Linked DNA regions of Homo sapiens: region 1 is linked to region 2. Evidence: chromatin loops called from intact Hi-C (ENCODE). Cell type or tissue: Calu3. All regions are shown on one strand. Each heading gives the region's core, and the rest is flanking DNA. Links, peaks and the distances in the headings are about the cores only.

Region 1 (2,909 bases), core at 180-2,679, 200 kb before region 2:
AGCATTAACATCTCTAAGCTCTAGAGATACATTTTTTTAATCTGGAAGGGATATTTTTAATGTTGTTTTTTATTTTATAATAATGATAATCTTCATATAGCTTTAAATTTTACCAGGTGCTTGCATATGATATAAGATAACAAGATCGTTTTCATCTCCTTATAATTTGGTGAAGATAGGTGACTTGTTTGTCTCCATTTTATGGATAAAGAAACTAAGGCTCATGGAGGTAACCCAGAGTTAGTCCACTGGTTACAGGATTCTAACTCACAACAGAACAACCCTACATCCATTACTTTGTACTTCCAATAAAATCAGGGCTTTCTCTGCTCCAGGTTCAAATGAAGCAGAGCATGGCTCTGGGGACAATCAGAATGAAAGTTTGTCACCAGCTCCCTGTTCTCGAGAGTTCAGTCACAGCTTGCTCATAGGAGAAATGATTTGGGTCAATTCACCAAAAGCCTGGGGTACAGGTGCTCTAGGGTTTCAGCTCCACTGGCTTTCAGGGCCAGCTTCCGTCCCCAAGGCCAGAGGCAATTCTTGGAGTCATTCATAAAGCCCTCCATGTCTCATGGGGAGAAAAGAAATTAATATCAGAAGTGGCAGCATCTAAGCGGCAGCTTCATAACAGGCTTGAACCTCGACATCTTGGCTACAACTGGGAACGGCTCAGCCAAGCACGTCATTGACTCCCAGAGTCCTGAACCCGAGATGTGCATGTGGGCTTGTAGGTCACCCAGTCCAGCCCCCTTATTTTATAGATGAGGAGGTTGTATTCCAGCGAGGGGAGAGGGCTCACCCAAGGTGACACAGTGGGTAGGGGGCAAAATCAGGGTTGGAACCAGGTCTCGTGGTTCAGGGCTCTTTCCAGCATTGGGTTCTGCATCAGGCATACTCTATCATTGGAAGCTTTTATGAGACCCAGTAAAACAGAGGCTCCATCAAAACACCAAATACGCAATGTGCAACCCTGCACAGATCTGTTAAGCCATCACTGCAACAGCAGGAGCTCTACCTGGGAGGGAGGCCCATACCCCATCACCATTCACCCCCCTTGGCCTTGAACCTCTTGCCTCAATCCACTGTGAATTTCAGCCCTCCCTTCCTTTCCCAGCTGCAGCCTGATCTTACTCTTAAGGCTTAATGCTAAGATGTGCTGATTTTCTGGATCTCTTTCTCTGTTCTCATTAAAGTTTTCCTTCCAGAAAATTCTGCCTCAGGCCACCCTGGTAGTTGTTCTCCAGCCTCATCCGATCCTCAAGACCCTTTCCTAGGAGTGGTATGGGAAGAAAACCAAAGCTTTCAAAATACAATGTCAGCTGAAATATTGCATCTTCAGGGAAGGCTTCCCTGACCCCAACCACCTCCACTCAAGACTGGATCCGTTTCTCACATCCTTTGCAAGCAGCTCTTAGTGTTTGTAAGGAGACTTGGGTGTGATTTCTAGATCAGCACGTGTCTCCCCCACTAGAGGGAGCTCTGAGAGGCCAGGGTGCAGCTGCTTTTGTTTGCTACTGTGTGGCCAGTGCTTGTAGGGTGCCTGCCAGGAGATAGGTGCTCCATAAATATCTACTCAAGGAGGGGGATGCAGATGAAGCTCGTCTTCACCCACCTCCAAAATGGTGAGCTTTTCCTGGAAAGTGGGGAATTCTGGGGGCCCTTGGAGGGTCCAAAGAGGATGCACCTTTAACTAAAGGGATGAGTTCATCTTTAAAGGGAGAGTTTGGGCTGAGACACTGAACAAAGTGATAGCACCCTGTCCCCACTTCTCCCGTAGCCCTAAGGATGTTTTATGTTGCCCATAGCTGAAAAAGTGCCCCTTGTGGTGGTGGGTGGTGGGCGGGGTGGGGGGGCGGTTAGGTTTACTCAGGATGGAGGTGGCTACAGTAAGACGTCACCTCCTCTGTGCTTCCCAAAGTTGCTTCGGCTTCCAGGGTCACCTGCCTAAAACCTGGCAGCCCATCAAGGCAGAGGAGGTACAAGGCAGGAGAGGTAGGGCAGCCCGGTTCCTGTGGGTCGGCCAGGAACAAGCCCAGCCACCATAAGGAACAGGAAGAGAGGCCCCTGGATGCCCCCAAGAGGCTCCTCTGGAGCCTGTCTTTGGGTCTAGAGGGAGCAGCCATGAGCCTTGGGACCCAGCACAGGGGCTGTATCTAGGTGCCAGGGGTAGCAGATCAGCAGAAACTTCCAGGAGTAACCAAAGTTGCATCTGCAGTCACTGCTCTTCAGAAACAGCTGACCAGGGTCCCTGAGGACACAGTTCTCACATTCTGGGCAACAGGGGAAGGGATGGCCCATGCCTCCAGGACCTAGCAATATCCGCAATAAGGGGCTCCTGGGCAAATTTTGCTGGTGACACAGGCACAATGTCTTTGAGGATGATGCTACAAGGCCTGCCCTCTAGGACGGCACAGTGCAAAAGAAATAGAATGCAACCTCTGTATGTCATTTTAAATTTTCTGGTGGCCACATTTTCTTACAGTAAAAACAGGTGAAATTAATGTTAATAATAAATTTTATTTAACCCAATATATCCAAAATATTACTTCAACATGTAATCAATATAAAAATATTGTTGAGATACTTTATTTCTTTTTTTCAAAATGCAGTGAGTATTTAAAATATACTGACAATATAAGTCAGTTCTGAATAGCTTGGGGATAGTGGCTACTTAATTGGACAGCATGGCTCTGGAAGGTCAAGTCAGCCTTCACCTTGACAGTCTCATCTGATAAGTGGGCATATCTCAAAGTTGTCAGGTGTCTGAAGGCTCCAAATGTGACTTGCAGAGCTACATGGACAGGTGCAGAAGCAAGGGATTTCATAAGCCAGAGAGTGCTCACTGGACCCCACAATTCCCTCTCAACAAAACCAGGCTTATGCTGCATTCTAGTGAAACTTTCTCTGGT
Region 2 (2,909 bases), core at 171-2,670:
CCGAGATCATGTCACTGCATTCCAACCTGGGCAATAGGGCAAGACTCAGTCTCAAAAAAAATAAAAAATAAAAATAAAAAAATCCTGTACCTGCCTTTTTTTCATCCCCACTGCTGCACCCGTCCTAACTCAACCCATGTCCACCTCTCACCTAGACAATGACCAGAGCCTCCCAGCAAGTCTCCCAGCCTGTCTCTGAAATCCTTGTATCTGTCCTCCACAGAGCAGCCAGCATGATCTGTCGAAATCACAAATCTGACCTTGCCTCCTCCCTCCTGAAAACCTGCTGTGCCTCTGGATTGCCCTCAAGACAAAAGTCCAAACTCCCCTGCAAGGCACACAAGTCCCCAGGGGGCACTCAGCTGCACTCTCCTGCACGCGCCCAGCCTTCCTGCTTTCACACCTCCACACCTTTGCACTTACAGTGCCCTCTACCCAGAACACCCTTTCCCCCGCAAACTCCTAACCATCCTTCAAAGCCCAGCTCCTCTCAGAGAAATTCCACTCATTTGTCATATTGTGATTTTGAGTGAATATCACCTCGAGGTCAAGGACTATGTTTTCTTCCTTTTCATCCCCCCAACCACCTCCCCAGTGCCTAGCTTACAGCGACTGTCTGGCAGTGTTTATTGTTCCCCTGAGGTCATGGTCAGCATCGGGGTGCTCCTCTAACCCACTGCTCCCTGCCCCGGCACCGCTGCAGTCCTGTGATTTCCAAATGCCAAGGGAAGTTCTGTGGTCCTATTCATCTTTTCCTTGTCTGGCAGGCTGGGAGTGCAGCCCCTCTGGGGCGCACAGACAGCAGAGTAGCCCTGAATGGGTCAACCTTTCACCAACAACACCCACCTCAAATAAAAGCCATCAGCTTGCCAGGATTGGAGAGGAAGCTTCAAGTCCCCAAGAAAAACCCAAGGGCCATGTTCAGAGACTTGGCCAGAACTGAGCCCTGTTCAGCCTTTGTCTGTGTGTGACAGTGTGCCTCTCTGTGCCTCAGTTTCTCCATCTCATAACAGTGAATTGGTCTAAAGCCTCGAAAGAAAGGGTTCTTCCAACTCCGGCTGCACAGCCTCTTCCAGGGCCTCCCATCAGCCCAGACCCAGTTACCAACGCAGAGGGAAGAGTGCCACCTACTGACTCCCAGCCTCCCTCCAAGACACTGAGCCACCAAAGGAGTCAGCGGAATGTGCAAAGCTCAAAGTGAGCAGTTGTCTGCATTCTCCCTTTGCAGAGCCGCAGCAACCTCCCCTTTCATGGGGCCAAGGGGCACCCCTCCAGCCTGGACAGAGAGCTTTAGCTGCACTGCTCACCCCTGTTGTCCTCTGCTCCAAGCCCTGGAAAGCCAGGCGCCTCCACGCCATCCTGCATCTGTGCCAGGCCCAACAGCACGGTAGCCCCCGGCTGCCAGCCCCCCTCACACTGGGCCGGCGGCTAGAGGTGGAGAACAATGATCCCTATTGTGACTAAATTTCCCCCTGAAGATCTCATTCAAGATGTTAGAGTGAGCGATCATAAAAGGAATTAATAGTTGATTCGCTGTATAATTTCCTAGTTCAATATACTTTAGTGCAGCAACTAAATGAGGCGTCCCGGCCGTTCAGTGGGGCCAGATAGCGACTTTATCACTGGGATCTCAGGCTGAGGAATAAAAGCAATTCTTCTGAAGTAATTGCGTCTAATTAAAAGAAACATTTAAAAAGTGTAACCAAAAGGAATTCATTTCAAATGGAAAATTAATGCTGAAAAATAGCCCTGAGCTCTCTTGTCGCAGCTAATAGCCAGGCAGCCGCAGAATAATTAAACTGTTTTGAAATGTCGATACCATCCTCATCGGGAGAAGATGGGCACGGCTGAGCACATCCCGGGCATCAGCAAAGAGGATGGCTTCCAAAGACATGGCCAGCAGTTGGACTTGAGGTCAGCCACAGGCTTCCAGGTGGGGTGAGGCCCAAGTCACCACAGACAAGGCAGGAAAAGGTTTGTAATACGGTATTTAATGAAGGAAACCCCACTTCCTGGATATCTGAGCACCCCACTGACTCTTCAGAACAACCCTGCAAGTCAAGTATCATTAGTAGTATTATCATCATCATCATCATTGCCATCATCAGTTCAAAAAGGAGACTCCTTGTGACTAGCTACCTTGTCTAAAATCACAGCCAATATGTATTAACAGCAATCAGGATTTGAACTCAGGTCTGCCTGGCTCTGAAGTCCACATCAATTCCACTACACTGGATGTTAGGATTCAGCATCAGGAAAAAGGCTGTGTGTTTTCTAACACTGTCATTCTCAGTTCTGCCTGCATTAGACTCACCTGACACCCCCCTGAGGAGCTTTAAAAAACAGTCCCAAGCCAGGCGCGGCGGCTCACGCCTGTAATCCCAACACTTTGGGAGGCCAAGGCGAGCAGATCACAAGGTCAAGAGATCGAGTCCATCCTGGCCAACATGGTGAAATCCCGTCTCTACTAAAAATACAAAAATTAGTGGGTGTGGTGGCACATGCCTGTAATCCCAGCTACCCGGGAGGCTGAGGCAGGAGAATTGCTTGAACCCAGGAGGTGGAGGTTGCAGTGAGCCTTGATCACACCACTGTACTCCATCCAGCCTGGTGACAGAGCAAGACTCTGTCAAAAAAAAAAAAAAAAAAAACCAGTCCCAGACTCTGCCCTCAAAGACTCTGCCTTTATTGATCTGGGAACAGCATGGGGATGAGCATTTTTTTTTCGAGATAGGGTCTCGCTCTGTTGCCCAGGCTGAAGTGCAGTGGTATGATCACAGCTCTCTGTAGCCTTGACCTCCTGGGCTCAAGCGATCCTCCCACCTCAGCCTCCCAAGTAGCTTGGACTACAGACACACACCACCATGCCTGGATAATTTTTTTCTTTTTAAAGATGGTGTCTCACCATG

What was found. Hi-C counts contacts between places; a loop is a spot of excess contacts. Peaks named below come from ENCODE experiments on the same cell type or tissue, not always from the same donor. Only the 100,000 strongest peaks of a DNase experiment are listed, where the experiment ranks them.
Region 1: it touches region 2 in a loop (6-fold over the local background); 48 of 110 quality-filtered maps call a loop at or near these places.

What each region holds. Positions count from the first base shown.
Region 1 is chr20:40,740,234-40,743,142 of GRCh38, forward strand. No RefSeq gene overlaps it. Among named protein-coding and RNA genes, the nearest start is that of SNORD154, 27 kb to the left of the region's middle. In Calu3, for the core only: a CTCF peak has its summit at 1,478 (motif pointing right); a DNase peak (open chromatin) is centred at 1,488.
Region 2 is chr20:40,945,013-40,947,921 of GRCh38, forward strand. No RefSeq gene overlaps it. Among named protein-coding and RNA genes, the nearest start is that of TOP1, 82 kb to the right of the region's middle. In Calu3, for the core only: no CTCF peak of the experiment used is centred there; a DNase peak (open chromatin) is centred at 1,119.